2 separate regions of the Mus musculus genome follow, and region 1 is linked to region 2. Evidence: chromatin loops called from intact Hi-C (ENCODE). Cell type or tissue: left cerebral cortex. All regions are shown on one strand. Links, peaks and the distances in the headings refer to the core of each region. The heading gives the core; the rest is flanking DNA. Region 1 holds the start of Gm30134 (a long non-coding RNA gene). Region 2 holds the start of Hoxb4 (homeobox B4).

Evidence for each region. Hi-C counts contacts between places; a loop is a spot of excess contacts. Peaks named below come from ENCODE experiments on the same cell type or tissue, not always from the same donor. Only the 100,000 strongest peaks of a DNase experiment are listed, where the experiment ranks them.
Region 1: it touches region 2 in a loop (2.6-fold over the local background); 3 of 42 quality-filtered maps call a loop at or near these places.

The regions. Positions count from the first base shown.
Region 1 is chr11:96,193,717-96,209,870 of GRCm38, forward strand. Gm30134 (a long non-coding RNA gene) reads right to left here and starts at 9,910. Exons shown (of 3, transcript XR_001780305.1): 1 at 9,826-9,910; 2 at 5,600-7,324; 3 at 5,419-5,433. Gm11538 (predicted gene 11538) reads left to right here and starts at 9,738. Exons shown (of 2, transcript NR_108029.1): 1 at 9,738-9,984; 2 at 10,067-11,764. Hoxb13 (homeobox B13) reads left to right here and starts at 600. Exons shown (of 2, transcript NM_008267.4): 1 at 600-1,330; 2 at 2,257-2,894. The coding sequence starts at 727. The coding sequence ends at 2,513. In left cerebral cortex, for the core only: no CTCF peak of the experiment used is centred there; no DNase peak of the experiment used is centred there.
Region 2 is chr11:96,312,829-96,328,982 of GRCm38, forward strand. It overlaps Hoxb4 (homeobox B4), which reads left to right and starts at 5,439. Exons shown (of 2, transcript NM_010459.7): 1 at 5,439-6,395; 2 at 7,202-8,810. The coding sequence starts at 5,942. The coding sequence ends at 7,500. It overlaps Hoxb3 (homeobox B3), which reads left to right and starts at 10,298. Exons shown (of 4, transcript NM_001079869.1): 1 at 10,298-10,617. It overlaps Mir10a (microRNA 10a), which reads left to right and starts at 4,337; the gene lies at 4,337-4,446. In left cerebral cortex, for the core only: no CTCF peak of the experiment used is centred there; no DNase peak of the experiment used is centred there.

The sequences.
Region 1 (16,154 bases), core at 6,676-11,675, 120 kb before region 2:
CAGACCTGGAAGGCACTTGCCTGGGCGCAGTGTATTAGGGACAGAAAGGATATCTACAATGAGCTACGGTGGCTAGTACCCAGCCTCCAAGCACAGAGCTCCCTGACGCCTACAGTTCTCATTCCCATCTCAGAAGCATTCCCGGGTTCTCCTTTGAGGCAGCCCGAAGTGGCCTCCCAGCCCTTCCCCCGACTCCCCTCATCCCCAGGAGATGGACACTTTATTGGGAGAGCTTTTTATTCTCTCGTTAAACCTGCCAAAGCGCAGAAGACTGGGAGCCAGGAAGAGAGAGAGAGAGAGAGAGAGAGAGAGAGAGCGCAGGCAGAGACCCGAGACAGCAGGCAGAAGCAGAGACACATATAGAGACAGAGACACAGAACACATACAGATAAAGACAGAGACACACATACAAAAAGAAAAAGAGACAGGCGGAGAGGAAGAGAAGGGAAGAGAGGAGGCGGAGCCGGGCTCCCCGTCCCTTCTCCCCCTGCAATTTCTGCGGGAGGATTTTATGAGCCTCTCTCCCCCAGGCCACAGCCAATCAGCGCTCATGCCCGGGCTCTTGCGTCTCTTGCGTCAAGACGGCCCAGCCAGGCGAATGCAGGCGCCGTTCGAGCTGGGAGCGATTTAAAACGCTTAGGATTCCCTGGGCCTGGGTGGGGAGAGACAGCTTGCTGCCCCCTAGAACCCTCACCCTCGGCTCCCCATGAGCCGATCATTGGCTCCATGGAGCCCGGCAATTATGCCACCTTGGACGGGGCCAAGGATATCGAAGGCTTGCTGGGAGCTGGAGGGGGTCGGAATCTAGTCTCCCACTCCTCCCCACTGGCTAGCCATCCCGCGGCTCCAACGCTGATGCCAACTGTCAACTATGCCCCCCTGGATCTGCCAGGCTCTGCAGAGCCACCAAAGCAGTGCCACCCTTGTCCTGGGGTGCCTCAGGGGGCATCTCCAGCTCCTGTGCCTTATGGCTACTTTGGAGGCGGGTACTACTCTTGCCGAGTATCCAGGAGCTCCCTGAAACCCTGTGCCCAGACGGCCGCCCTGGCTACCTACCCTTCGGAAACTCCTGCACCTGGGGAGGAGTATCCCAGCCGTCCCACCGAGTTTGCCTTCTATCCGGGCTACCCGGGACCATACCAGCCTATGGCCAGTTACCTGGATGTGTCTGTGGTGCAGACCCTGGGAGCCCCCGGAGAGCCTCGCCACGATTCTCTGCTTCCCGTGGACAGTTACCAGCCCTGGGCCCTGGCCGGTGGCTGGAACAGCCAGATGTGTTGCCAAGGTGAACAGAACCCACCAGGTCCATTCTGGAAAGCAGCGTTTGCAGGTAAGTTCTACTCTGGCTCCCCTTGGCTCAGCATGGGCTACGCTGGCACTTGCTGGGAAGGAGGAAGAGGAGAGGAAGGGAAACTTCGGGCTGATGAGGAGGGGCCTAGGGTTCCTGGGTTATTTACTAGGACTGTGAGGGAGGGTCCAGGCAACAAGAGGGCCTCAGAGGGTCAGAATAAGGGGCCTCAGCAGGGTGCTAGCCTTCCTGACTTCTCCAGGAGGCTCTAGGACCAGTCTTTGAATATGTCGGGAGAACCTTGGATCTCTGCTGTTGATTGGGGGCAAAGAGTCCCTACCCAGCACAATCCCAGACTAATTCTGCCCAAAGGCCAAATGACATAATCCAGTGGTCTCGAGAGTGGCATTGAGAGGTGGGATCGGAGATATTGGGTGTTTCCTCGAGAATATAACCCTTTCCTTTTTTTAGGTCAATTTCGAAAGGAAAATTTAGGTTTTCTTTGACTGAGGGTGTATTGAAGGGTGTGTTCGTGAGTGTGCGTGTAAGTGTGTGTGCATGGTGTTTGTGTGTGTATGTGTGTGTTGGGTAGGGAACAGAACCCTGTTTTCTCATGTACATAATTTGCCAGTTTGGAGGAGTGGCTGAATCCGAACACGCATGTGAAAGTGGATTGTGTGATTGTGGACAAAAACCTGACAGGGTGGGTGTGTTTGCAGACTCCTGGTGTGAGGTCAGTGATGGTGGGGGTGGCCAGTAGGAGCAGAGGCTGAGTGAGTGGCTATCAGAGAATCAGGCAGAATCTAGGGCTGTGTGCTTTGAGGGAGCCGGGCCCACACATAGGATGATCAGGAAGCGCCTGCAGGATGACGTAGCCCTGAGGCGTGCAGGGCCTGGGTCTGCGCTTGATCTTGCGCTAGAGAGGGGACTAAGATGCCTTTTCTTCCCTCTCTTTTTCCACCACACAGAGCCCAGTGTCCAGCACCCTCCTCCCGACGGCTGTGCCTTCCGCCGAGGCCGCAAAAAACGCATTCCCTATAGCAAGGGGCAGTTGCGGGAGTTGGAGCGGGAGTATGCAGCCAACAAGTTTATCACTAAGGACAAGAGGCGCAAGATCTCGGCAGCCACCAGCCTCTCTGAACGCCAGATTACCATCTGGTTTCAGAACCGCCGGGTCAAGGAGAAGAAGGTTCTTGCCAAGGTCAAGACCAGCACTACCCCGTGAGCACCAGAGGGGATGGGCAGGGGAAGAGGGCTTGTCCTGGAGAACTGGGAGCCTGCCAGGGCCAGGACTGGCAGAGGACTCGGCTGAGGGACCCCAAGAGATGACACCTTTAGCAGGCTTCTGAGTTCTGGACTGTTCCTCGGGGCTATCCTGCATGTGCCGGGAGCGGGAGGCTCCTCCATCACGGTTCTGAAGAACCTGTATCAGTCATAATCATTCATCTGGACCGTGGTGATAATCTCATAACCAGTACTAGTTGTCATGATAATTAGCCTCATATTTTCTATCTAGAGCTCTGTTGAGCACTTAGAAATCGCTTTCATGAGTTGAGCTGATTGTGAATAAATTCGGAAGACGATCTTGTAGGACAGTTTCCTCTCAGATTCCTTTCCATGTACACTCAGTGTGCCCCCCTTCTAGTGGTGGAGGGGAGAGAGAATGGGGTGGGGGGACAAAGGTAGATTCATCCTTCTAAGGTGCCCATACCCACTTGGCATTTTTCTGAGATGATACCAGGGCAGGATAGACCAGTTAGAGAGTGCTTCTCCCTCCTCCCTGCCCACCTTCTCCTGTGGTCTCCTTCCTCCTGGACAACCTCCTAGGCTATACACAATGGGAAGCCCCCATCCCAAATGCTGAGATATTATAGTGAAGTGAAACCAGTGCCCTGATTGGGTCAGAACCCACCAGGAAGTGAATACCAAGGAAGGACTTACAGACTTGGCAAGACAGTTACTTGGGCACTTTCTTAAACTCTGCTTCTCTTGGCAAATGATCGATTTGGCCTATCCCGGTTGTTCTGACCCAGTTGGATTAGGGTTTGTTGGGCATTTAGGAGCCACGTGCAGTAGTCACATGTGGCCTTGTCAGGACTCCTTCCAGGCCCAGTGGTTACAGAAGAGGGCACCCTATCCTTGGGCTTTTGAAAACATAACCAGAGTTTGGGGAACCAAAAAAATGGCCCCTTTATTCCCCACTATTTTTCTTGGTCACCTTTCTTTAACACTGAAGGAACCTCTCTCCTCGAGGCCTGGGAGAAGAGGATGCCATTTTTATTGCTATTAACTGTATTTTTTATGTAAATGGCAGCAACTGGAAAAACTGAAGAGACCCAGGATTAGCCTGGAGGGGTTCCTGGCACCCAAAGCCAAAGTGGCCTCGACTTCTTTCCCCTTCTACTGTCTGGGTCCCCGAATAAAAGGCACCCAGTGGCACCAACCTTTCCCTCTTCTTCCTCACAAGCCAGAATATAATACAAAAATCCTGGAAAATGCAGGGGAGAATGGCTATTGCAGAAGTGGCAGCAGGAGATAGACTTGAGGGTCTCATTCCCTGACTGTACTTGGACCCACTGTGGGGTAGAACTATAGGACCCTGCTCAGCAGAGCCAGCAAGGTTACATCAGTCCAAGGTTACCTGGACTGTCTGGTGGGTCTCTGCCATGCGATGGAGCACCATGCCTGAAGTCCAGAGATGCCTCAGGGACTGAAGTGGCTGCCTTGAGTTGAGTAGCCATTTAGTGGTAGGTAGTGGCCAATGTATTGGTGAGTTTTTCCTTGCTAAAAAGGGTTTATGGTTTTCCAAGAAACCAAGGATAAGCACTGCAGCCAAGGGTTCTAGTGCATCAGTGGTGGGGTGGGATCCCAGCTCTGGCTTCTCTCCCAGTCAAGAATGAGCAGGGGGGGGGAGGGGGCGGGAGAAGCTACATATATTCTTCTAGATATGTTTACCAAAAAGGAGCCAGGAATTAGGTGTGGTGATACAGGCCTCTAAGTTCAGTCTTGGGATACTGAGGTAGGAAAATTGCAGCAAGTTTAAGTTGAGGCCAGAGGGGCTACACCATGAAGTTCAGGCCAATCTGAACTATGGATGAAACCATGTCTTGTTATTATTATTAATTTATAAAAGCCAAGTCTGGGGAAAAGGAAGGAGAGGGACATCACCTCCACTTCCTGGGACACAGGATGTGTGTGCCCCTCAGAGACCCAGACAGATCCTGACAGAGATCCGATGAGCTTGGAAATTTCTATCATCCCGCCCCCCCACACACCCGTGGTCCAGCCTAAGCCCCCAAGGCCCCAGGGTCCTGAACCCTGCTTGGGAGATCAATCTCTGCTTCCCGCGTTCCTCATTCCAAGCCACTTTGGGGTAGCTTTTGAAAGGAGAGGTTCTTACTCTTTGGTCCCTAGCATCCCAGACCTGAGGTTTGTGTGAGGCCTCAGCATAGACAGGAATGTGGGGAGCCTGTGAGGTAAGTGAGTAGGTGCACTGTGAAGTGTGCTCCCCACTTAGGCAAGAAGCCACAAGATGCACTGTGCCATCTCAATGAACAGAGGGCCCAAGTAGAGAGAGGCCTGGGCAGGTGAAAGTTCTGGACACCCAGGCTCTACATTTACCAGTCTACTCTAAAGGGCTTAAAATTCTATGGTTCCTCTACTTTTCGTTGGTACTAATTTCAGAACAGACAAAAAGATTTGGGGGGTCTTAGAGATTTATTCTGCCACCAACATTTTGAACTATTAAGAAGACAAGCGCTCCCCCTTCCGGTAGACATTTGCCATTTCAGGAAACCAGCCCGCCGCCCAAGGCTTGCATCCATTACTTCCACCCCCCCACCCCCCCCACCCCCCCCCCAGCTTCGAGCTTGCTGCAGCCTGGGACCTCCTGGCCTTCAGGTTCCGAGGGTTCTGGGAATATGAAAGCTCCAGGACTCGAAGGCGCCAGGAATTCCAGCAGATGTATCAGTCTAGCCTCGGATAAGCCCCGGAGGAGGGCAGGAAGGGCTGGAGATCAAGGCCTCAGGTGCCCGCTGCCTTCTATCCATCTCTTGGTTCCACCGGGATAATAAATTAATCTTCCTACGCAGAACCACGCACGGCGGGTTTTCTACTTTTTATTTCCTTTCTTATTTGTATGGAACCTAAACGAAGCAAGTTTTTTTTTTTTTTAATTTCATTTTAAGCAATTTTAGGGAACTCTTTTTCCCAATCGCATTTTGCGAAGCCACCACCGACCCAACCACCTCGACACTGCTCACTTCTTTATGTGTAAAATACAACAAAATGCCCGTGACTACCCTGACTCACCTGCTGCGATTTTCTTTTCAGTAAGAGATACCTGAAGATCTTCCTTCCTTCCTTTCTTTCTTAAAACAACCGAGAAAAATCTGTGACAACTTCAGACAATACTATCAAAGGATAAACAATTCCTGGGACACGCATCTATTCCGGAAAATAATTGGGGAATACCTTTTTCATTAATAAGGTATAATTTTACTCTGAGCCGTTCTGTATACCCTCCCCTTCCCTCCGACCCATTTCAGTTCCTCCAGCTCAGAGTAACGAAACTGGATTCCAATGTACCATTTTAAAAAACAAAAAACAAAAAAAACAAAAAACAAAGACACCCTTTGTAGGGTGTCTACACCCTAGTGCCAATATCACTCTTAACGACTAAGCAGGTGGACTGTATTAGGCCTCTAGAGGTCCAATGAGTGGATTGTGGCAAGTGTGTGGACAGGGCTTCCGGAAGCTCTTTTGAATCTAGGTCCCAGCCACAGCAAAGCGAAGGGTGACCCCCAGGCTTTCAAGTTCCGGCCTTTTACTAATGCAGGCAAACACTTCCGGGGGTTGGGGAGGTAGGAGAACGCTGGTAGGTTTGCAGCGTAATGAAAATGTGTTTTACCTCTCCTGAGCATTCTATTACTGGGGATTGCTTAAAGACAGCTCTAGCATGCAGGCTCCTCCTCCAGCTCGGAAGGGTTGCCGGTTCCCCTCCCCCCAACACAGAGAGGGTTCCCAGCTTCCCCCACCCCACCCCCATTCAAGTTTCTAAGCGCTGCACTTTAATTAGGTTTCTTTCGGGGAAACCGCGCCCCATCCCTACCCCAGTCCCATCTAATAGAAACCCCAGAGTACAATCTCGAATTAAATAAATGAACTCGTTACCGTCGACTGCCATAAAGCGCCCAGGCGGCTGTGGTGGAAAAGACGAAGGGAAGAGGTTTCAGTGGTTTTTGAAAGGCATTTATACCACAAGCTCACCCACCTGAACACTCTCTGTCGGGGCAGACGTAGGGGAAACTCAGGAGCCGCCCACCTCCTCCTGCCCAAGCGCGGGGCACCGTCCCTCCTCCCGGCTCTGGTTGGGGCTGGAAGAGAGATTCAAAACATCCAATGGGGGAACAGATGCCAGCCTGCCTTCCTTTCACGACTACTAGTTGTGGGGGGTGGGGGAAGGGCACGGAGTGGTCCGAGACTGTGAAAGAAAGAATGCCACCATTACCCTTAGCCTCCCCTAATTGCCCCCTGAAACAGGAGAGGCAGCAAAGGAATGCAGTAGCCCCCAGAATTATGGGAAGAGGAAAGCAACGACTGTGGGCACCCAGTCTGTGGGGGTCAGGGACTTTGCCATTGAACTTGAAGATCCAGGCTGGTGGTCTCCCCTCCCCCTCCCCCACTCTACTAAATGCTAAATTCTTTATGGGGAGAGAGGGGGAATATGGGGCGGGGTAGAAGGGTAAAACGCACATCTCTGGCCTTTGAGAAAGCTGGGGCTGGTGGTTGCATTTACTACTACCCAGAGACCTTATGGGAGCCGCTGCTCCAAATATCCCCTACCCTAGGAGCAGAGTAGATTCTTCAGCCTTCTCTCTAGCCTCAGAAATGGTGGGCCAGGGATTCTGCCTCACCCCAGAGTTAGGTTCTTGGGTTCCTCTTCTAGCTGTGGGAATCTCAAGAGCAGGCTGAAATCTTTGGGCAGATGTTTGAAGAATTCAGGGTCTAGAAGCAACTGGGTCCCCATCTCCACCTCTGCAGACCAATCAAGAGTGTTATTTATCCTATCCTCTTTGTTTGGTTTACTGCTTGCAAGAGTTTCTCTTTTAAACTGTAAACTAACATACAGTTTTCTGTAACCGAGCGTTTCTTATGTATCAACTTGGGATCTGCCTCTAGAAGCCCTTGAAGGAATGTCGCTCAAGCACTGAGGGACACTGGAAGTCTCTGCAATAAGAGGAAAGGCCTCAAAGGTTCTCTCAGAGGCAACTGTCAGGGGCATCTTGATGGCCTTTGAAGGGATGTCGTTCGGGTCAAAAATGACAAAGAAAATGCTTCGAAGTATGCGGGACATTTTTGGTTTGGGCTAGGGAGAGGCTTGCTGGTACCCTGGGTACCTTGGGCATGTGGCTTTAAGTTTGTCTTTGACCAGATGGAATCTTGGCAAGAAAAAAAATAATAAATATTGTTAATGTTCTCATTTTTATTTAAAACGTTTTGTACCTGTGTTGAAAGCTAGACAAGATCCAACAAGGATAATGATTTACTAGCAGACAGGAAATTAACACAATGCCAGGGCAGAGTGTCGCAGCTCCCCTCAGGGCCTCTGGCTCCCTTCCTCTCCTCAATGCCTTCTCAGAAGTTCCTGTGGTAGCTTCCGAGGAGACACTGGAAGGGGTCCCAACACAGCAGTGTTGAACCCTTTCTGTACAGGAGCATCATGAAGCATCATGGGATAGGTCACCTCCTGAGAGTACTAACTTGCTAACTTGAAGTTTGGGTGGGTAAGTTCAGCTGCAGACATTTAGCAAATACCCAATTTCCCCCAAACTGGCACCTTTTCTAGTGTCCCTCAGGGCTATTGTCCCCCACCCTGAACTCATTACTTAGTAAAGAAATGGAGACAATAGTGCCACTCACTTTATTTGTGTCAAAATGGTAGAATCTTGGTCCCAAAAGGGGACTTCTCTTAATTTCTGAGTTCCAGGTCTTTACCAGAAGACAGACCAGGAAGCCAGTCTTTCCCACCCTCTAACAAACTTCTTCCTAGGCAGTGACAAACACCTGCTTCCTTCTGGAACTCTCTATTTAGATCACAGAGGGCAGGTGCTTTACAAACACTCTAGCCCTTGCCTCACTGGGGACTGGGTAGATTTGTCTGAGTGTGAAAACAGGGTAAATAAAACGCATGTGATCCCAGCACTCGGGAGGCAGAGGCAGGCGGATTTCTGAGTTCGAGGCCAGCCTGGTCTACAAAATGAGTTCCAGGACAGCCAGGGCTACACAGAGAAACCCTGTCTCGGAAAAACCAAAAAAAAAAAAAAACAAAAAAAAAAACAAAAAAAAAAACGCATGTGATCATTTAGTTCAACTCAGTTTTCACTTCAAGCACCTCGTGCATGCCAGTTTCCACTGGAGGTGGAAGGCAGAAGAGACCTGGGGGGACACAATGCCTGCCCCTAATTTTGATTAGATTCCCTGTCAGCTCTTAGGTCTTACTGCCTCACTGCTCCCCTCCCCGCGCTGAGGACTCCATTTTATGTTTTCTGTCCTGTGAGGTAGAGGGACATATTTACCAACTATTACAGTCAGGACAAATGGAGAAACAGGAGGGAGGCACACAGGCTGCCACCTGGAGAGGTTTCTCCCGTAGAAGCCCTGTTCCAGGAGGAACTGGAAAGATGTTCAGAATATCGAAAACTGAAGAAAATACGCGCGGAAAACACAGGAGAGGAAGTAGGAAACTATAGGACCCAGCGAGAGACTTGCGTGAACTTCCCTCTCTGGATGGAGGTAGGGAGGAGGGGTGTATCTCACAGGGGCCTGGAAAACAGGGCAGAACCTGACACTGTGGCCCTTCCAGACTCTGACCACCGCTCCTCCACTCAGGCAGGCACCACACACACACACACACACACACACACACACACACACCCAACTCCCTGTCAGAGACAAGCGCCAGCCTTTGTTTGGTTCAATGGGTGAAGTTCGCTCCCCCTCCCCCTCCAAGCAAGGTTTTGTCATTGAACTTGAGTCAGGTTGTAAACGTTCCTTTAGCCCTTCGGGAGTGTGAGAAGTGGGTGGAGGGGAAAGGGGCAGAGGGGGCTCTGGAAGGACCTGGAGCGCCAGAGACCTGGCCTTTCTAAATCAGGCGTTACTTTATTAAAGGTCCTTGTCTTCTGGGAGAACGAACAGGGTCGGAGTGTAAAAAACAAAAACAAAACCAAAACAAAACAAAAAACAAAAAAACCCAAAACCCGTCGTTGAGGCCTTAGAGCAAATGAGGCCGATGCCTTAGGCTCCGCGTGACTAGCGTTTTCGTTCTCGCGCACTCTCCATTCCCCGGAGTTTACCTTGGGTTAAGCAGTCAGCCCCCTAGTATCTTTTCTCGCCATCAAGATAAACACGTGCATAAATAACAAAGGATTAACAGCTCCAGCTAGCGCTCAATCAGAGGCGGGTCACCCTGCTGCTCGGTCCTCACTACCCTTGTTGCAGCCCGGAAGGTCCCCCTGCCCGCAGAGCGACCACCAAACCTCGCATGTGCTCGATCTTTGTCTCAGGACGAGGGTGCAGAAGCTCGGGCAACGGGGCGTCTCCCGTCTCCCGCAGAGGAACCTCGGCCACTGCAGCCGGGGAACCCGGGCGAAGTGCGTCTTTCCCAGAGATCTGCTGAGAGCCGAGGCCCGTGACTGGTGAGAGGGCCGTAGAAGCGGGTACTGAAAACAACCACTGAACTGTGGTTGTTTTGTTTGGTTGTGATCATTTTTGTTTTAGGAATTCCCGATCCTGGAAGCCTGAGGAGAGCGGATGTCCACGGCGGGATGTGGGAGTGTTTGCTGGCTGTAGAATGCCGGGTAGAAGGTGGCCCCGGGCGAGCTGCGGTCAGGGAGAGCCCGGCTAGCCTGGGGGCCTGAGGTGAGAAGAATGGGATTCTGCCCGGGTGGGATCCGGCCCAGGAGTCTCTTCCAGGAGCACCTCCACAAACCCCGGGAGGAAGGTTAAGGAGACTCCAGATCTGGTCAACTCCTGCAAAGTTTCCGGCCCTTCCATTTATGGCCGGAGAAAATTGCCAGGAGGCAGATTCACAGTGGCAAAAGGGAAGTGGCCGAGTGAATTATCAGGATAATGTCATGGATGCTCTGTCTCCCAGTTCCTACCGAAGACTGTTTGGAATAAAGAACTGGGTATTTTCATCTTCTGCCCTCCAGGCCCAGGAAAGAATTCAGCCATTCCCTCTCCCTTTGTCTTGACCTTGGGAGTTGGGGAGGTGGGGAGACTCTCGGGTCAAGTTCACTTTTCGTCCTTTATCTTTTCGAAGAAATTAGGGCAGTAGTTTGATTCCAAGAGGGGGTAGCTCCTAATTGTGACATTGTGTTGGAGGAGGGGGAAGCGTTCAAGAAAGCTTTTTAATTTCAATTTGTTGCTCCGTTCTCAACCACCGGCGTCGCGTGCTGTGAAGGAGACACAATTTGAGGAGAAACAAAGTGGTTCAATTGGGGGAAAAACATTTAAAAGTGTCTTAAACTAGGCACTCGCCTGGTTCTGTGTTTGTTGGGTGCTGCATTTTGATCAAAGTTAAGCGTTTACAGTATTGGGCACAAATATTTCTGCGGAAACTGACTTAGAGGGAAAAGGGGACCAAAATGCTTCCCCTGAAGGTTCGGATTACACACAATGAAGTAAATTCCACAACGTTCTTAATGGGGGAGAGTCAAAATACAGAAATAAAAATAAAGACATATTCTCTAGTTCCCATCCACCCACCATCACACAAATAGAAAACCGGGATTGGAAAATTCTTACAAAACATCCCCGCGTTCCTTCTGTCTGCCAGTGATTTAAATTTGGAGCCTCTATTACTAGCTAGTTTTTGATCTCCAGTGCCTGGGTTCTGACTCTCAGTGCTGTGCATCCAAGCTTGCTTTAAAACGTGCCTTTCTTGGGCCATAAGCGGCATCCCAGCATCCCAGGTGATTGCAGTTTCTAATTAGTACTTTTAAAATTTGTGATATTAAGAAAAGAGTTGTCAGGTTTTAAGGAATCCATTTCTCTAGTGGTCATTTAGGTCCAGCCTGTTCTCCAAAACTGCCTTTTCTTCCTCTTGATTGACAGAGCAACATATTCGTACAGTCAAGTATTTTCTGATATTTGACTTTACTTCTACAAAGTACTTCCAATACATAACAATACTTTCCAAAGTATTAAAATACTACAAAGAAAACAAAGTCCATACCATAAGCTGCCATCTCACAAGCTGCCATCCCATAAACTTCCATCGCAGAACCCGCCATCAAAGTTTTCAAAGGTTTAATCTCTGATGTGTTTTGTTGCTTGTTCTTTATTCTGTGTACAAGTGTATTTCAAAATCGATTTTTTTAAATAATTGTGTGTATGTGTATGTTGAGTTTTAAATTCAGTTTTAAATTAGGAACGTTTCCCAGTGTCACTAAACATGTTTCAAAATCCTGGCTCTAATAATTTTGCAATACTTAATTCTCTAGAGGTGCCAGCAAAAAAAAAAAAAAAAAAAATCTCTAGGGGATCTAACTCAGAGATAGAGTGCTCCCTAGCACGCTCAAGGCCCTTAGTTTTATTCCCCCCAAAATACAACTTAAAGTTCAGTTGTTGGGCATTTGGGTTGTTTCCTTTTTTTTTTTTTTTCTTCTGTTTGAGATCTTTCCACTCTGCTGGCCTGGCGCTTTCTATGTTGACCAGTTCCCACCCGGATCTTAGAATTTTACAATTAATTCATAAAAAAAAAAGTGTTCTCTTAGTACATTTGGTGGGAAGATGCGAGTTGCATCCCACTGGAACAGAATGCTTTGAACTTATTAGGTTACAAAGTTTCAGCTCGGACCAGGAGACCGCAAACGGAAGCTTTCTCAAACGTTCCATGAAGATGCTCCACGATTTGATCACAGTGGCAGGTATGTGTCCTGGAGACAAAATTTCATTAAGTAGGGCATCGGGGGAGTTTGTCTTTTTGCTTCTCATGTTTTAAAACGCTGTTCTTTTCAATGAGCCCCGAAAGCCTAGGTCTGTTTACATAGGAAGAGGGCTATGCCGGAAGTTGGAGGAGGAAGTGAATAAGGGGTGGAGATCATCCGAACAGAGATGGCTCACCCCTTGCTAGGGTGTTATCTGTGCTTTGTAGAGACCAAAATATTTACCAGAAGTAAATATTTGACAGTTAGTGTAGAGACGGGAAAGGAGAGGGAGAGGGAGGGGAGGCAAAGGGAAGGAGAGAGAGAGGGAGGGAGAGAGAGAGAGAGAGAGACAGAGAGACAGAGAGACAGAGCAGAGAGAGACATACAGAGAGAGACAGAGAGAAGAGAGGCTTTCCCTTCTCACCCCAATGCTAACCCTTGTCAAGTAGAGAAGCTCCCCAGCCCCACTCCAATGAAATACAGGGCCTCATGCAGTTGAACCTAGCCCCCAAATAAATCCCCCTGCTTCAGCCTCCTGAGTTCTGGACCCACCTGGACTTTGCTTGTGAAGGTTGCAGCCTTGTGTCTTTGAGGGCCCTAGCAAGTGGAGGAAGCTAAAAAGCAGGATAGAATAAAGATGAACTGTAATATTTACAGACAGCTGACTGCTGCCATGTAAAGTAAAAGTGGTGGTTTTATCTAATAAACAAATACACAATGAACTACTGAATCTGAGCTCCGGTGCAGGCTGGAGAGTTAGCCCAGCAGAAGACAACTTGCCTAGCATGCTTGAGACCCTTGGCTCACTCTTCAGCGAGAGGGAAGGGATACAGCTGGCCCACTTTGTGTGTGCTTTGTGCTATCCCAGGGATGATGACGACCCAGAGCAAGCAGCCTGGGGCAGAGCTTGAAGCCTGAGCCTACTACTTTGTTGGCAAGTGAGATTAGAGATGCCTTGTGGCAGGCAGGACACAGGCTTTAATTCTTGTGGTGCTAAGGGGGAAAAATGTTTCCCATGTGGCACAGGTAAGTGGCTATTAAAGTCACTTCACATATGGAGGGGTGATAATTTAAAGTTGCTATCTCATTCCATTTTCCTTAAGGGTCAAGAGAAAGGTGTTTAGATTTTATAAGAAAGGATATCAGAAATGGCTTTCCATATTCAAAAGAAAAAAAGATGGAGCTGGTAGGGGCAGCTCGGCTGGGAGGGCGCTTGCTTGCCTAGCATGTATGAGGATCTAGGCTCGACCCCCAGTACTGCCATGTATCTCTAGCACACATGTGTGTGCACATTAATTTTACAGGTGTAGCCTCATGAATATTTATCTATGAGTGTGTATCCATATAAAAGCAGTTCAATACAAACTCCAGAACATTCTCTGGCCCCTAATCATGCTGCCTGCCCTTTCCATTATAATATTCCAGAGATAGCAGCAATTCTGATTCCTACTGACATTGGCTTGTCAGCCTGGTCTGTATACAGAGCAAGTTCCAGGACAACCCTAGCTACACAGAGAAACTCTTGTCTTGAAAACTCTTAAAATTACCATTAATGCACCCGTGTGTGTATATGTGCTTGTTAGCGCCTCACTGGCCCTTATGACCACCCTTGAGCATGTCTTTTGGTACCTAAATCGTCTCAATTACTGGAGAAAGTCTGCATTATACAGTAGCTATTATTTAAGCTCACTAGTTAGGTGGTTTTTGTAAAAATCAGGTCATCTATAAACCACTCTTGGTTTTCCAGGGATGTGAGCCTCCACAGGCCAGAGGAGCTGATAACATTGCCTTGGATTTCTGTGATGAGTTTATTTTGACTTCCCCATCCCCTGGATCTGCTGACAGCAGGACATCACAGTACTCAGCTGGGGTCCTTCCTCCAGTCTTTTTCTGCTGCCCCAGTCCTAGGCACAGTTGTCTTCTATGAAGCCTCAGTAAATTCTCCCAAGCTCCCCTAAAAGGCAAGTGTAACAGAGAGGTTGCTGACTGGGGTCAGAGGTCAGGGTCGGCAGGGACCAGGGGTCTAAGGGTTAGTGCCAGAAGATGAGATTTGTTGTCCCGAGTCCTGATTGGGAAGCTCAGTTGAGTGGTGGAGAATTTATTACCTTGTGGTCTTTTAACAAGAATCGATCTATATTCCCAGGCAAAAAATTTCCATTACTGGTGACAGGTGCCTGGAGCCAGCTTATTAAAAACCATCATTTCAACCCCGAAAGCAAATGTGCCTTGGTATATTTGGAACAGAATGCTAATTTTTCCAACTTCATAGCATCATCTGGGATTCTAGGACACAGAGCATTTTAATACTCAAGGGAAAAACAAAACAGGACAAAACCCAGGCCTATATCTTCAGCTACATCCTGGATCCAAGCAGCTTCAGAGACTGCGTTCATTCCCAGCCTCCCCACCCCTCCCCACACCTCCTAGCAGGTAGCATAGTTAGAAGATCTAATATGATGCCTCGGGCTGGCTCTGCAGACTGGCCTGAGACTGAGCCCTGTCCTTCTTTCAAGTTGGTGGGTTGATGTCATCTTAGGTGACCTCCGACTCACTTCATAGCCTCGGATGTCGGTGACCGTGTGCCTTTCCTGTTTGTACCTGTGAAGTCTGGGATATGGCAGGGTGCACAGTCCACTGGGTACCGGGACTCAAACTCAGGGCTTCATGCAAGCTTGGCAAGCATTCTACCGACTGAGTTACATCTCCTGCCTGGCCTTTATCTTTCTAAGGATCTCCAATGTTCCTGTGGACTTTCACATCTTTTATATTGTGTGGTACAGCGGGGTACATCAAGAAGAAAAGAATCTGCCATTTTACAGAGGCCAAAGAGCCGGAGGCAGTTCCTTCTTGCTGGAAGTGAGAGAACCTATACTCAGTCACTGGCTCTTGTTTCAAACTCTTTCCTGTGCAGCCCTGGGAATCATGCAGTGGATGAGGGACAGACTTGGAGAGACGGTGTGTGGAGATTTAGTAGGGATGAGAGCTTTCCCATCTCACAAGCTCTGTACCCTCTTCTGGTCTTCCAAGAGACCTTCTTGGCAAACCTACCCAAATTGTTAGTAAACTTCTTGTCTTTCAGGCTAAGTAAAAGAAACTTCAGGGAAATTGGCTGAGTAGTCTGGTCAAGAATTAACCTTATTGGGACCAGGGGTGTAGTTCAGAGGTAGAGCTGATGTCTTATAATGCGGTGGCATGATGCAGTGGGAGGGGGTGCCTTAGCGGGCCCATGTTGAGACATTCCCCCTGAGGTACCAGCCACAAGAAGGGTCTGGACAGGGATGTGGGACAGGGACAGACAGAAAGAGAAAGGAGGAGGCCAGCTGGGAACATTAGGGGTTGGGGAGGAGGCAAGGGAGAAGGAGAGAAAGAACGGGAGAGAGAGGGAAAAGGAGAGGGAGGAAGGGAGGGAGGGAAGGAGGGAGGGAGGGAGAGAAAGAGAGAAAAGAGAGAAAAGAGAAGAGAGAGAAACAGGCCAAACAGTCCTTTTATAGCAAGTCAGGCTCTTACCTGGCTGTTGCTAGGTAACTGTTGGGCGGAGCCTAGAAGAAATGCTAACAAGAGTGATTGCCTAGAATCCAGAAGATTGTGAATTTCATTCCCAACACTGCCAAAAGAAGAGAATGCAACACGTTTTCACCAGATTGTCAGTAGGTAGCTCTTGGTTTGGGTTAATCCTGGGCACTACCAGACAGATATAGGAAAAACAAGGTACAGAGTCTTACAATTCTTGGCACTGAACCTGAGAGTAAAACTTTGTAGTGAGACATTTAACAGGTATAACAGGAGGGTCAGGAGTTAAAGGGGTTTTGGCAGCCAGGTGTGGTGGCACACACCTTTAATCCCAGCACTGGGGGTGGCAGAGGCAGGAGGATCTCTGTGAGTTCAAAGCTAGCCTGGTACAGAGCAAGTATCAGGACAGCCAGAGCTACACAGAG
Region 2 (16,154 bases), core at 6,628-11,627:
CCCAGACCCCTAGTTCCTAGACTAGTTGCAGGAAGCTGAGTTCAAGACTTTGGGTCAGTGCTAGAGATTTTCTTTTCTTTTTTAATTCTCCATCCTTTCTTTTAAATGTCGTGCTTAAGAACTAGGGCATTGAAAAGTCGTTTGCTCTCTCATTCTCTCCCAAGCCTCCGTTTGGATGTTCATCCGGATTCCCTCTCTCCCTCTTTGGAGGAGGGAAGGGCAAGTGTGATGGAAAAATACCTAATGATCACTTGGAGATCTTTGTAAATGGAGTTGAAGCAGGCGACCTGAAATGAACCCTCAGTCTATGCATTAAGCTTAGTTCATAAGTAAAATGCTTCCTAGAGACCGTGATAATAACAAAGCATATGCCTATTTTGGTCTTTAAGTGATTATTGCATTATAAGATGCCATCACAGTCTCTTCTAAACATTCGCTATAGGAGTTGTACTGTGGGTGTTTGTCCTTCCACAGTGGAGAAAACCTGAGAGCTTTTGTAAAGATGACTTTTGAAATAAAGCCAATGAGGAAGAAAAAGGTTAATAGCAAGTTTCAAGTCAATTTAACCCCAAGGTCCTCCCACCCCAACTAAAAGGTGTTTGGAATCTTATTTTTATTTAGTTCTCAAGTGAGATTCTCTGGGGTGGGGGTGGAGTCCAGAGAGGAAGTCTTGGGGCCTGAGGAGTAGAGGCTACAGGGGCAAGGAGAGAATCTATTTTGTTTGATCTCCTCCTAAGTCTCATTTGCCTTCATCTTAGGAGAAGATAATGACAAATTAAAAAAAAATCTGTAATAGACTTGGAGTGGCCCAAAGTCCCAAGCTAAAAAAGGTTTTGGGAAGGGAAGAGTGACTTCTGCCACCCCAGACCAAACTGGCTGCCTTAGAGAGTATTTTCCCAACCCATCCATAGCAGAGGGTACCACTACCAGCGTGGAAGAAGAGTCATCTGGCTTAACTCAACCAGTCCGCTGGGGGCCAGAGAAAGGGAAAGCTATTATAGACATTGACATTGCACCAGATTTTAAAACCTTGGTCTTGGGGGGTGGGGACAGAGTGGCTGAATGAGTGAGAACTAAGGATGAGGAGTATTTTGGTTTTAGGGACAACTACAGCCTCTGAAAGCCAGGTCCTCAAGCTTCCAGCCTCAGCCTCCAGCAGTGCAATCCAGCCTATCTCCCAGGGCTCTGCTGTGGATTAATTGCTCCATCCAGAGAGGTGGGAAAGTCTGGAACTCTGGGGCCTCCAAGTTTTAGAAGTGTCCCTGTAGCTGACATTTGGGGCGACAGAGTGGACGAAGAAGTCTCAGTTGACTCAAGCCCTGCAGAGTGCAAGCATTTAGGGCGACATCAGAGAAGGAAACCGTTGACTGAGGCCTGCTTTCTAGGGTTTAGATGCCCAGTGACACACTCTCTGCCCTTCAGGTGCCAGTGCCAGCATAGTTGTTTAGTGTTCGGGCCTCCGAAGGATTCCCTCCACGGGGTCACACGGTCTTGCTCTCAGCGCTGGGCACGGGAGCTGGCAAAAATATTGGAATGATGGAAAAATCAAAGCAAAGGCGGGTCAGCTTGAATCGCATTGGAATGGAGACTTTTGGGGGTTGGGGGTTGGGTGGGGGAACAGAGAAAAGTAGAACTGGAGAGGGTAAACTGAATCAAATCCTGCTCTGTCGTTTTTCTCCCAAGTAATGACCTGCGCAAAATTCAATATGACCGAGCGAACTGCGTGAGCATATTATACTAACTGCCTGCTCGTGGGGGAGGCCCGGAGAGGGGTGAACCGCAGGTCACGGCGTCTAAAAATTATTAAAATGTTCGAGAACCTCGTGACGCGCCTGCTGTTTAACAAAGACTGCCAAAGTATGAGATTAATACGAAAACTTGCTCTTCAAAAACAAAAACACACCAAAAAAAAAAAAAAAAAAGTCCTTTTCCGGCCTCCGAGGGGGCATGTGGTTCCACTGCCCGCAGCCGCGGTTCGGTTTTCCGGATACACAATAGTGGACAGGAGCGAGCTCCGCTGTTGCTCAGCGGGCCACGGCCGGTCGGCTTGGAGCAGGCGGGGAGCGGCTGGGTGAGTACTCTTGCCGGCTCAGGCCCTTGCTATGCTCAACGCGCTTGGGGTGCCCGGACCCGCTAGAGACTGACCTCCGGTTGGCCCTCGGGTTCCTGTTCCTCTCTGTTTCCCTTCCAACTCGTCCATAAAAGGTGGATGATTTTTCTGTGCCGCCGGGGGTAGGCCTGTGATGGCGGAGAAGGGCTGGGCTGGGCAGCGAGGGGTCACACTAGCAACCTGTGGCTGCCAGGAGAAGGCAGCCAAGTGGCCTCTAAAGGATCCGGAGCACTAGAGATAGGGCAGAGAGCGTGCCCAAGCCCCTGGCTCTGCGTGTTTTCATTGTTATGGTTATTGTTGTTGGTATTCTAGACATAGAGAGGTGAGGCTGCGTGTAGCTGCAATGAAACCTGTCCTGGAGTTGCAGATAAATCCTGTCTTCCGCCCCTGGCGTCTACACAGGGAGGGAGTGTGGATGGGGGTTGCAGCTGCGCCTTGGTGGGAGGGCAGGTGGTGGCTCTCCTATTCGCAAAAGCGAAAATCTCAGTGCTCCGGCCCTAGGTTCAACCATACCCAGCTTTGCATCTCTCTATCCCTATTCCTCTCCCTTGGAGCTCAGGAAACCTGGGCCACATCCCTTGTTAAAGCATAGATCAGCAAAATGTAGACTAGCTGCTCTCTGAAACAGAGTTAGACCAGTATTCAAGAGCAGGACAGGAGATATGGGATAGGGGAGGGGCCTGGACATTGGAGTGGGTCGTGGTACTTCTAAATACCTTTTGAGAGGACTGTTCTTGCTTGATGCTTGGGTCAAAGCAGCACACTTTGTCTATGGGTGACTAAATTGAACCCCGTCTTTGATGAAGATCAAAACTACAATGTATTTTCTCTGACTCTCTCTCCAGTTAAGTATGAGTCTGGCCTATAGGAGGGCATTGGGGTTAGAAAACAAACCCAGAGGACAACATTGCCATGCCTAGATCTATGAGGTTTAACAATAACAGCAGCAGCAGCAACAACAACAACAACAACAACAACAAAGACTGAGGTCTCTGGACCCAGTTGCCTGCAGGTGGGAGCTCTCCTGCCCATTTGCAAGGGTTCCTGGTGTGTGCATGCGTGGGTTTGGCTTGTTTGTGTATGTTCATGAAATTGACTGTGTTGTAATTTACTCAGTAAGGGCAGAAGTATCCCCCAAGCCTAGGGTGTTATAGCGGTGGTGATAGTGAGAAAGACTCTGCTGGACACACTTGCCCTCACCTGGTCACAGCTCTCCCAGTTTAAACTCCAGATCCTCAATTTCTCATTTTTTCAGTTTAGAAAAGTCAAATGTTAGTGGGAGCTTCAGGAAGTTCACCCAAAAACTCCAGAATCCCATTTTGGCCACACAGCCAGCAACCCAAGCAGGTGGATGGGCCCAGTTAGTGAGCCTCTAGACAGAGGATCCTTGCCTGGGGATAAGGTGTGGGTAGGGGGGGTCCTCCTCACACCTCTAGGGGGGTGTCCCCTTATTCCAGCCTCCAGGAGGTATGGGGGGGATATGTGAGGTTGGGAGGGGCCTGCACATCATCTGGCTGCAACTTTTATGGTTCCTCATTGCCCTTCATTCGGAAATGAACTGCCTTTGATCTTCTTCTCAGGTTGTAAACGGAATTGCCCGTCATTAAATATGGGGGGGGGGGCCATCTGTTTGGTCTCCCAGCATTTTTCCTCACAGCTGTTTTTCTCTCTCTTTTTAGCATTCACTTTTTCCAAAAGGACTTTTATTACACCCCCTTCACACCCAGACACCTCTCCCTCCTCCCTTTGCTTTGGAAAATATCTATATATGTGTTTGATCACAAACTAAAGGCTGTGGGGGCAAGGGAGGAACCTATTTGGGGTTTTGTATTTTTTCTTAAAAAAAAAAAAGTCATGGGGGGAGGGGAGGGGCCGAGGGCACCCAGAAAGGCCTGATTCTGACTTCGAGGCAGCCTCGGGATGACCCTTCCTTCTTTTGTGCTTAGCTAATGTTTACATCTAATAATTCATGCGCCACCGAAAGTCGCGCGGCAGCCACGAGGTTCGAGTCCCTTTGCACAACAGCTGCCTTTTTAAAAAATCTTATTTTATTTTTTGAATAGAAAGTTGAAACCCCTTGTAATCCCAAGAACGGACCCACAGTGACTTTTCTGCTCCCAGATCTCAAAATTAAAACAAAACGAAATAAAAATGAAAACATTCAGATCACACCCAAAAGAAGAACGCACGGAAAGTAAGAGAACTGGAAATTTCCTGGGCCAAGAAGACCTGTCTGTCTTCTGTATATACCCTGTAGATCCGAATTTGTGTAAGGAATTTTGTGGTCACAAATTCGTATCTAGGGGAATATGTAGTTGACATAAACACTCCGCTCATATTCTTTCCCAGAAGAAAAATAGATTATTTTCTAAATGAGGACAATCCAGTGACTGCCTTCAAGAAGACTCCTTTTCTTTTCCTCCCTCAACCAATGAGGGAGAAATCTCATCTACCTGAGGTGTCCCCATGCACACCCCTGGAAGCTTGGGTCCTTGTTCACTCAAGAGATTAATGTTACTGGTGTTTTAAAATTTATCTTTAAGCCCCAACCTACCTATTCTTATTCTGGGTCCAGGGGGCTTTATTGGAAATCATGAGGAGGAAAAAAAGATTGCTGAAGGCTGCAGTGTGCAAAGGCAAAGGAAATTTGCTTTTTAAAAGGATGCGAAGATTGCTGTTTCGTTGAATTCAAGACAAGATGCCCTGAAAACATAAGGTTGCCATGGGTGTTCTTGTGCGTGTGATGTTGGTGGGGGCGTCACAGCTAGGGCTCCTTTACTTAGTATTCAAGGTTGTGAAATTTCTTTCTGCCACACTGACAGAGGCGGCGGCTTTAGCGGCAATTAGAACTCTTGGTTAGCATTGCTTCGACGAATCTGGAATTAGCAAATTACTATTCAATTGGTTTTAGGAACTTGCGGGTTTGGTTTGGTTTCATTGTATCTTCTGTCTTTAGTGGAGGGAGTCCAGCCGTTCCTCTGACCTTGGGCCTTGTGGGTTAAAGGGAGGGAGTGTTGAGGAGGACAGACTGACGGACACAGCCGATGCTCATAGTGCAGCTAAATGCGATTTGGAAGGCGAAGTCTCCCCGAATTAGTGCGTGAATTTCCTATCGATCTGCTCGCGGTTCCATTCATCTCTGACAAGTCCCTCTGCGCACCCGCCTTCTAGCTCCCGACGCCTCCTCACTCACCTCCTACCCCTCCCCATCTGGCTGCACTGAGAAGCCCCAAGCTCAGCGCCCCTATGACCTAGTGGGTACCCATTTCAAGAAGGCGCTCCCTGGTCGGCCAACCACTTAAAACCCCACACAGACACCTAGTGCGTGAGCTCCCTCTTATCCTGGGGAGGAGATGGGGCCCTATGGGAGTCAGAGAAAGGTTGGTGGAGATTAGGTAGGGCAGGGGTGGGGGCTACACCCGCAGCCCCAACTTCTGAGGGATGCAGGGTTTGTGCTCTGCCCAGCCCCCTCACCCCCAAACAGGCCCTCCAATTAACCTGCTCACTCTTTCTTAGTTCATCACCCCTCTCTGTTGTGGAGAAAGCCAGGCGAGGAGGGGGTCTCCCCGCGGGAGCCCTATGTAAATCCTGGTGTTGGGTGGGTGGGGAGGGGTAGAGAAGGGGAAATAAACCTCTTTGGCTGGAGTAGGGTCCGGGTGAGCAGATTTCCTTATCCGGGAATCGCAGGCCGGGTGGCCATTGGCTCGGAGGATCACGTGGGCCTCTAACTTTGTTCACTTGACAGTAAGTAGGAGGGCTTTCGGAAACAGGAAAACGAGTCAGGGGTCGGAATAAATTTTAGTATATTTTGTGGGCAATTCCCAGAAATTAATGGCTATGAGTTCCTTTTTGATCAACTCAAACTATGTCGACCCCAAGTTCCCTCCGTGCGAGGAGTATTCACAGAGCGATTACCTACCCAGCGACCACTCGCCCGGGTACTACGCCGGCGGCCAGAGGCGAGAGAGCGGCTTCCAGCCGGAGGCGGCCTTTGGGCGCCGGGCGCCGTGCACTGTGCAGCGCTACGCGGCCTGCCGAGACCCCGGGCCCCCGCCACCTCCGCCGCCCCCGCCGCCCCCGCCACCGCCCGGGCTGTCCCCTCGGGCTCCAGTGCAGCCAACAGCCGGGGCCCTCCTCCCGGAGCCCGGGCAGCGCAGCGAGGCGGTCAGCAGCAGCCCCCCGCCGCCTCCCTGCGCCCAGAACCCCCTGCATCCCAGCCCGTCCCACTCCGCGTGCAAAGAGCCCGTCGTCTACCCCTGGATGCGCAAAGTTCACGTGAGCACGGGTGAGTGCGTGGGCACCCCTTCCCCTCCCACCCCCGGCGCTTTACAGTGAAGGGACCTCCGAGGCATGTGGGGGAGGGAGCGAGGGGAAGCCAATTGTCCCCGCTATAAACTCGCCATTGCCAGAGATTTACGGTCTCCTGTTTTCAGAGCCACATAATTACATCGCCCATAAATTTTTATGGCCTAGTGGGCCCTGCGCCTTTGAAGTCATCCTCTTCTTCATTCTCCCAGCGACTTTTTCGCCAGGGATTCGCAGTCCCAGTAAAGTTGGAAGTTGGGGAGGGGTGTGGGAGGAGGGGAGGAGAAGGAAGAGGAGGAGGTAATCCCTATTTAAGCACAGAGTTGAATCAACTTCCTGGATTTCTTTTTTTTTTTTTTTTCCCCTTTCTTCCAATCTGGTACCTTGGCTGGAGAAGTAGGCAAAAGTTTTTACTAAGGGGAAGGCGCTGCTTGGAATCTGAGCAGTGAGGGTGGGAACTAAGCCGGGGAAAGGTCTAGGGCAACACCCCCTCCCACTACCCCACGCCATTGGGGTCCTCAAGCCAAAGAGTGAGATGAAAATCTTTCCAAGATTCCTCACAGTGCCCCTCCCCCAGGCAACAAGGACAACAGTACAGCCCTCCAAAAGTTTGAGTTTTTTTTTTTTTTTTCTTTCACGGGTCTTCCTTTTTCGACCCCCTCCCTCCAAGATGAGGTAGTGGGAGCAGGAGGCTCGGTGTTAGCTGGAAGGAAGAAAGGGTTTCCCTCCTCCCTTTCGGGGGCAATAAAACTTTCTCTTTCTCCCTCTCTCTCTGTGTGTGTCCAGTAAACCCCAATTACGCCGGCGGGGAGCCCAAGCGCTCTCGGACCGCCTACACTCGCCAGCAGGTCCTGGAGTTGGAGAAGGAGTTTCACTACAATCGCTACCTGACGCGCCGCCGGAGGGTGGAGATCGCCCACGCGCTCTGCCTGTCCGAGCGCCAGATCAAGATCTGGTTCCAGAATCGGCGCATGAAGTGGAAAAAAGACCACAAGTTGCCCAACACCAAGATCCGCTCGGGTGGCACCGCGGGCGCAGCCGGAGGCCCCCCTGGCCGGCCCAACGGAGGCCCCCCTGCGCTCTAGTGCCCCCCAAGCAGGAGTTCGAACATGGGGGGGTGGGGGGAACAGCGAGCACCGAAGGGGGTGCGGGGTATGGGAGGGTCCCCGGGCTTGAGCCCAGAAAAAATCTATCTACCCTACCCTCACTTTATCTATAAGGAATAAACACAGAGAAGGGGGGTAGGGAAGCCTTATTTATAGAAAGGACAATAAGGGAGCCGGGTAAAGTCCTTCGGAGACAAGATTCGAGTCTCTTGCTTTCTTCCTTTAAAAAAAAAAAAGAAAGAAAGAAAGAAGGAAAGAAAGAGAGAGAGAGAAAAGAAAAAGAAGAAAGGAAGGAAGCAAGAAAAGGAGGAAGAAAGGAAAAGACAGAAGAGAAATGGAGGAGTCTGCTGCGCCTGGTTTTCAGCTTTGGTGAAGATGGATCCAGGCTTCATCTTTAATCACGCCAGGCCCGGGCCCATCTGTCTTGTTTACTCTGCCGAGGAGAAGACGGGCGAGCGAGCTTCGGTGGCGACCATTACCTCGACACTTGGCTAACAAATGAGGCCAGGCTCGGCCGCTGCCGCCGCCTCTGCTGCTGTCGCTGCTGGATCACAGCCTGGATTTTTCTTTCTTTGTCCCCTACTCCTGACACCCAGCGAATGCACCCTCAGACTGCCAGATAGCACAGTGTTTTGGCCACGGTAACAAACACACACACATATAACTTTCCTCCCTGTCTGTACCCACTTTGGGGTGGGGGTGGGTGGGAAGACTGCTCACTCCCTTCCACCATAGACTTAGAAGGGGGAACAGAAGGGAATTGAAGGGCAGTCTGCACAACGTGGGTTCCCAAATCCGAGCCCAAGAAATAAATGAAAATGAAAAAAGAAAGGTAGCAATTGGGACACCCAAGAAGGCCTTCTGCTAGAAGGTCCAGCTAGGCCTGGCAGGGTGAGGGGCAGTTGAGTTCTGGGAGCTGGGAATGTCTTCTGGGCAGTTCACAGTAGTAGAGTCAAGGCCTTCTCTTAGGTTACAAATGAATGTGAAATTAGGAAATAAAATACTGTGGCCCTCCTACTCTGGAAGGACAATGTTGCAGAACCCTCTCCCGTTGTTATCATTGTTGCATCGTTTATTATTATTATTATTATTATTATTATTATTATTATTATTATTATTATTATTTTATGTCATGTGTGTCCTCTCTCCTGTTCTCTTTCTGACATTCCAAAACCAGGCCCCTTCCTACCTCTGGGGCTGCCTGAGCCTAGAACCTTTTGTTGGTGTGAAAATTTGTGTCCTGTACAGAGTGACAACAGAAATAAATGTTTGGTTTCTTGTGACCATCACATCGTGGTTTTGTTGGAATGTTGAAGTTAAGGGTGTGAGCAAGTGCGCCCCCCCCCAGTGTGTATGCCAAGCATCCTAGAGGGTATGGCCTCACAATTAAGTTCTCTCTCTCTCTCTCTCTCTCTCTCTCTCTCTCTCTCTCTCTCTCTCTCTCCTTTTAAAACTCCATTAGGAATTTCTTTCTCAGAAGCTTCTGAGTTGTGGAAGCTGGGTTTGTTTTCCCTTTGGGGTGCATGTGTTTTGTTTTAGACTTAAAAAAATTCCCCCATTCAGTCCAAAAATGAATCACAAGGATTGGGAGGGCTGATTCCAGTCCCCAAGGCGTGTGTGTGTGTGTGTGTGTGTGTGTGTGTGTGTAAGTGTGTGTGTGTTTCATTGTAGGACACCAGAGGCTTAAGTAGGGCAAAGTCTTTCATATGGGGATTTATTTGTCATAAGCAAATAAAATGCAGTTAAGCTGTCTCCTTCTAGACAGACGGCTCTTTGGTTATTAAAGTTCGAGAAAGGACTCCACGAGGCCAGCCTCCTTCCTCCCCGCAATGAGAAGGTATCACTTTCCTCTGAGGTGTTTAAGGCTTTAATGAGTCTAATTTTTTGCACAGATGTTTCTGGGTGTTTGCAGGGTTTCTGAGTATTTTTATATTACAAAGGAACTAGCCGGTGCCATAGCTCAAACTCTGACAAGCAAATAGATAATCAAGAAGACAAATGGGCTCTTTTGTGAAGCCCTGCTCCTGTATTAATTTTCATTTTCTTTCTCATAGAAAGTATCGAAAGTAAGGCTGGGGACCAAATAGCTGTCTGTCTCTGAGGTCCCAATAACCCCCTAGAATGGAATGGGGGGGGGGAGTGCAGGTGATCCTCAGAGACCTAGGCCAGGTCTGGGTCACTTTTGTGTACCACAGCCAAGAAGTTCTAAGGCCTGAAGTTCTAAACCTGGCTTCTGTGAGCCTGTCATGGCCCAGGATGCAGCTACGTTGCCTCCAGGAAACTCCACAGTTAAAAGTCATTTCAGTTTTTGTTGTTGTTGTTATTGTTCCATTTCTTTCCAGAAAATAAAGAGCCAACCTCTTGCACATGTTTGATTGTTGTTTATTTTACGTTTCTCTGGTTAGCCTGTAAGGTTAGCAGGAATCTGAGTAGGCCAGAGAACCCATCGGGCCAGTATCCCCAGCGCAGTAGAAATGCCCCTTAGAATGAAACCAGAAGACCAGTTTTTAAAGAGAAAGGAAAGAAGGATGGGAGAGTTGCCTGTAGCCCTGGAGGAGGATGAGAGGGTTAGCTTTGTCTTGGTTGTGGTGTAATGTTCTAGCTAAGGAGATAAGACAACCCTTAGTTGAGGGAAAAATAGTTCTTAAAAACCATAAGGCCTCCCCCCCAGGAATGTCTCTAAAGAATCAAGTCAAAGCTGCTCCTTGGAAGGTATGAATAGAATCTTTAAAAAGAAGGAGAAGAAGAAGAGGAGGAGGAGGCCGAGGACGGACCGAAGATTTCTATAGAGCTTAAAGTTCACAGCCATTCTGTGTAGACAAGAGCTAAGAAAAATGTGAGAATTATACAGAAAACCATTAATCACTTCTTTTCTTTAAATACGTATCCTCTCTCCTTTGTCATTATTCAACAGCAAATCTCCGCAGACCGGCTGTTGGGGGAAAAAAGTGTTAGCCGTCTCTCCGGATCGGCAAGGGGGAAAAATTTTGGAGCCATAAAGTTGAAAACTTTTTTCTCTCAGTTTTGGAAGAAGCCTTCCTTTCGTCATGAACGGGACCAGAGGAGCTCAGGCGAGAGCGGGCAAGAGGCTCAGAGGTAACAAAGCCCTGGCTTGGGCTGGCTTTTTCATTTTTTATTTTTTAATCATTTTATGGGCTCTTTTCACAAGTAAAAGAAAAAGAAAACCTCTCACCTCCTCTTTCTTTTTCAACTATCTTTGTGGGGTTTTATTTTATGGAGGATGCTTGGGCAGGTTTGCTACCTTTTATGATGACTGATGTTTGGGGAGAAAAGGAGAGACGTGGAGACAGAGGAGAGAGAGGCCTGGACACCTGGAGAGTGTTTGAACTGGTCAGGACGGAGGTGTCAGGGCTCCTGAAAAACACCAGAGAGGCTGTTTGTGAGGCTGTTCAGAAGTGTTTCTCTGGTTTTGAAAAATGCAGACAGGGAGAGCTTCTGTGTGTGTGTGTGTGTGTGTGTGTGTGTGTGTGTGTGTGTGTGTGCCTGTGTCCTGGGACTCCTGATTGTCTACACTGTTTACCAGTGAGATGTTGTCATTGAAGTCTCCTTTAAAAAAAAAAAAAGGAATCCAGTTCTTGACGGAGTCTCCTATCCTTGGAACTGATAGAAGTGGAATTGGTTGGGTTTTCTTCTTGTATCTAGTTTGGGATTCTAGATAAATCTTTACTCATTGAAAAAGAAACTGCTCAGGACCAGGTGCAGCAGAAATTCTCTTTTGTTCTACCCCCCACCCAATCCCATGCACCCCACACTCCAGGCCTCCTGGAGTCTCCCGTGTTCAGTTTCTTTTCTTTTTGCTTCTGGGTTGGGGGCTCTGTTCTTCCTCTGGGGGCCTTACTTCTCAGGCTGGGGAATTGGTGGACTCTGCATTAGACCTGAATGTGCTGTCCCCTTTTCCCTGAGGCCTCACTGAGAGAGAGTTTGGAGGCGGGAGGATGGCAGGAGGAAGAGTTCATGGAGAGGCCACGTTTTCTAGGCGATTAGCTTGGTATTAGAACCACAAAATGACCTCGGAAGCCCCTTGACCTCTCTGAGACTGGACATTGTGCTAGCTCTTGCTTCCTGCCCCAGAGGGAAAGTCACACCTCTTCAGGGTTCCTAGCTTCTTTATTCCCACTGTGGTCCCCAAATGCTTTGCTAGCTCAGAATTTATGTATCATTTTTCTATTGTTGTGGATTGGGAAGAAAGGTAGAGTTTTGTTTGTTTTGTTTTGTCTTTTTAAGTTAGCCCAGAAGTCCTGTGGGTAGGGAGTACTGGTGCTGATCTGTCTATATAAAGCTCCTTCCCTAGGTTTGGCTTCAGCCCCAGCCCCATCCCAACTCCATTTGCTTCTCTCTCTCTCTCTCTCTCTCTCTCTCTCTCTCTCTCTCTCTCTCTTTCTCTCTCTCCCTCTCTGTCTCTCCCTCTCTCTCTCTCTCTCCCCACCCCTCTGCCTCCTTTAAAGCGAGCTGAGGGAAGGAGAACTAAAGAATACAATACTGAGAGGTCAGACAGTCACCAGTCACAGATCAGAGGAATAAATTCCTGAGCTGGAGAGAAAGGCTTTCCACCATGGACACTATCTTGGAGATATTTCTTCATATTCTCTCCCCCCCCCCTCAACTATTTTCTGAAGTTCCTTTGTTTAGGGAGCTGTTTTTATAAACACCTTTATCTCCCGTACCCCAATCTTCCTTTTCTAAGTTCTTGTGTACCTCAATAAGCAGTAGAGTAAGAGAGCTGAAAGGAGGACCTCTCGCACGTTGCTCTGCGCGCGTTTTCCCTGCTAACCAAAGTTGGTAGAAACTTTTCAAGTCAAGAGATAAGTGGAAGACTTGCTAAAGGGGGGAAGCTGGAGTGAAGACCCCTTTTCTGTGACTGGCGCTCTATCTTCTGCATTCAATATCCTCAGTAGCAGCACACGTGGAAGGAAGGAGAGGGAAGGGAGGAGAAGCCTTTTCTTTCTAGTTGGGAAGAGGAACTGCTCTCCTTAAGAAAGGAAGAGGCTGTGCTTTGCTGGAGTGCGTGTGAGGCCTTCCTTGCTCACACTGTATAAATCTTTTCTGTAATTTGGGGAGTCTTGTCTCAGACAAGAAATAACAGGAGCCATTGGCTTTTTCTTTGTCCCCGGGTGGCATAAATGGAGGGACTGGGGTGGGGTGGGGGGTTCAGGAAGGGGTGGTCAGAGAGGCAAACTGGGACACTTTGATATTGTTGATAATGGCCAACTACTGCCCGTAAAGATACATAACGAACGGGCCGATTGTCCATCGCGGGGACCCTCTCTAGGTCCAAGTGACAAAGACCTAGTCACGTAGAACTTTTATAAGCTGTTTTGTGCGGTTAAAAAATCCCTGAGAATTAGGGGTTCACCAAAAGGAAGAAGGGTGACAATAGAAGGGAAAAGCTGGGGTCCCCCCAAACGTGTTCTTTCGCCTAGTCTCACCGCGGCGGAAGATCCTCCCCCCCTTTTCTCATTTCCAGACCTGAACCATTTTGGAGCTGGCGGCTGCCTGGGCTCTCCTTCCACATCTCTCGTGGCCACCCCCGAGTGAGGTCTTCCAATCTTTTGACCTCTCCCCCAGTTCCCTGGGCCCTTTGCACTCCCTCTCTTCTGTTGCTTGCCCGCCACCCTGGGCCGGAGGCTGCTTAGTCCCACTAGGGTCCTGGAGTCAGCCTGGTGGGTCTCCCTGGGAAGTGGTGAGACTACGGAGCGGTTTTGATTGGAAAACTGAGTTGGGAAGTTTCCCAGCGTGAGTTGAGCGCTGACGGATTTGTGATCGGCCATAAAACTGGAGCGTTCGGATTCGTAAATCAATCTCGCTTTCCTCAGTCTAAATGTTCGCTTTATCCGCAGCAAGAAAGCGCTCAGTTCGCGCTCAGGCGCTTGTTTATTTGAACATGGACATTTCCCAGGATCCGAAAAGAGTGTGCGTACTTTAGCAGAACCTGCCTGGCCTCTCCTTTCTGTAGCAGGGCTCTCCTTTTTCTTGTCCTTAAAAAATAATTTCATCGTTTTAAGGATTGCTATCTTCAGTTTTAAAGATTGCCATTTCTTCGTGATCTCTCTCTCTCTCTCTCTCTCTCTCTCTCTCTCCCCTTTCCTCTTCTCTCCTCTCCCTGCCCCTCCCCCCTTTCCCTCCATTTACCCCCACCTTGTTCGTCTTTGAAGGACAATTTTCCTTTTAATGGATTTGTAGCTAGGGACCTTGTAGACTGTGGCCTCGCAGGAGCCTGGAGCAGGCCTTCATCCTCATCAGGCTGAATTCAATACTAGTCTGTGTTCTGGATCTGGACAATCAAAGCTGACCACCCCCCCCCCCTACAGAGTCTGGGCCCCGCCGGCGCCCCCTCCCCGTGGGGCAGGGGCAGGCTTCCAGCACTTTCCGCAGGGGTCCTGCTGCCTCGAAACCTCCGAGGCACACGTAGGGAGGCTGTTTCTTTGGGGTGTGGTACAAGAAGAGGTCCTTAACCTTCATTGAGTCGCTTTTGGTTCAGACCCTTCTAAACAAACCAGAGGAGGCCCTTCTCCTCATTCCCCGGCTCCCCTACCCTATTGGCTTTATTCTTCTCCATTACACGGATGCCCTGTCGGCCTGGTCGCAGCTACCCCAGAGCTGCTGAGGTAGATAAGACTGGGAATGTGCAACGCGGGGCTTCTTAGGAATGCCTTTCTACTTCCCTTTGTATCCTCCCTCCCATCCCCCTGCCCCAGCTATGGACTAAGATTCATACTTATAACTTGTGGAGTTTGGGGTTTGTTTAGCTATGTTTATTCTTGAAAGGAAAGAGTCCGTATACCCCTCCCCCTCAGTCCACCTCCCGGCTTAGGGCATGGATTTCTCCTATCCTAATGTTTAACACTTTTGACACGTATCACCCCCATCTTTTCCTCATTGATCAGTCTCCATTGTCTGCTGATTGGAAGCTTAGGACACTAACACCTGGAAATATAGACCGCAGGCTGCCAGGCAGGCTTCAAGGCTTCTCTATCCGTTCTTGTCAGCTCTTGTTTCACCACTTCAGGTACCGTCATTGGTGGTTTTCAAAGACTGGGATGGGATGGGCATAGGTAGAGTCCCGCTATCCACTTCTTTTGTATGGAATCTTTGGTCCCTAGGTCTTTGTCTCTGGAGCTTATTATCAAATCAGTAGCAGCATTTGGCTCCTTAGGAGAGTAACAATGCTAAGGGGAAAAGTCCCCCTCCTGATTATTCTCAATCCTGGGAGATCCAGTCATCCCTTCACTATGTTTGCCCCTGACCTTTCAAAGGCACAACACAAAAGATCAGAAAGTGAATTAAAGCAGGAAGAAGTCCCACTCTTGATATGTACAAGGTAGCAAGGACTTGCATGGAGTCTTCCTTTCCCTGTCTGCTTCCCTTAGATACACTGTTGATGAGTTTGAAGGGAGTGGGGTCCTGCTAAAATAAATACCCTGTAGTGTGGGACAGACTGGAGTTGGAACTGGCATTTCAATTCTAAAGGATACAAATAGGAAGAGAGAAAACCAGGGGCTTGCAGAAGGGCTCAATGCCCACCCCACCCCCACCCTGTCGCCCCTGCAGACGTTTCTGCACCTCTAGGAACTAGGCAGAAGCAGGAGGCGAAGGGAGAGAGGAGAGGTGGGCTGTGGGTAAGTGTGCGCCTGTGGGGGTAGGGAGCTATAAGCAGAGTACGTATAGATGTGCCTGTGGGAGAGAGACCTTGCTACTATTCCATTGGTGCATTTGGGGGGGGACCTATTTTACAGGAAAATTTCTCCTCCTGAAGGGGAAGGTCATAGTGGTCCTTTGAGCCTGAAATCGAAAGACCCCCTTCCCCCTCCTGGTCACGTGATTCATTAAATAATTAATGCCTAGGTTGCAGAATAGATATGTATTCGTCAGGAAAATCGCAGGCTCGGTCTCCCTGTTTCTGACGTCCAATTCAACTGTCCTTTGAAAAACAAGCCTGTACCCTGAGAAAAAAGAGAGAGGGAGAGAGAGAGAGAGAGAGAGAAAGAGAGAGAGAGAGAGAGAAAGAAAGGGAGGCATCAGTAAAAGATCCCCACAGCTGGAACCACACCGCGGGCTGGGGTACTGTAAGTAGAAGGGATTTCTCACTACCTACCGCGCCTTATATGTCCATGTAAATTTATTGTTTGTTATTAATGTTATTGTCGTAAAATGTGACAAATAGCCATCTTCATTTCCTGCCATTTCTCTTCACAGGGTGCTCTGTGTTCATACCCATTGAGGCATTGCATAGAGATTTTAGGAATATTTCTCTCTCTCTCTCTCTCTCTCTCTCTCTCTCTCTCTCTCTCTCTCTCTCTCTCTCTCTCTCTCCTCCAACCTTTTTCTTGATTTATAGCAATATGGGTGTCAGCTTCTCAGCCGGCATGCCAACCATTGTGTGTGTGTGTGTGCATGTGCACGCGAGCGTCCGCATGTGTTTGTGAGTGAGTTGTGTTGTTTATGGCCATGTCTTCGATAAATCATTTCTCACAGAAAATGATGTAGAAGCTGGGCTGGTTCTGTGGCCGAGGAGAGAGAGACGCTTTGGGAGGCACTTCCCCCTCTCTGCTCTGCTCCCAGGAGTTGGGTTATTTCAGACAATTTACAGTAATACATCAGCAGCTAATATGAAA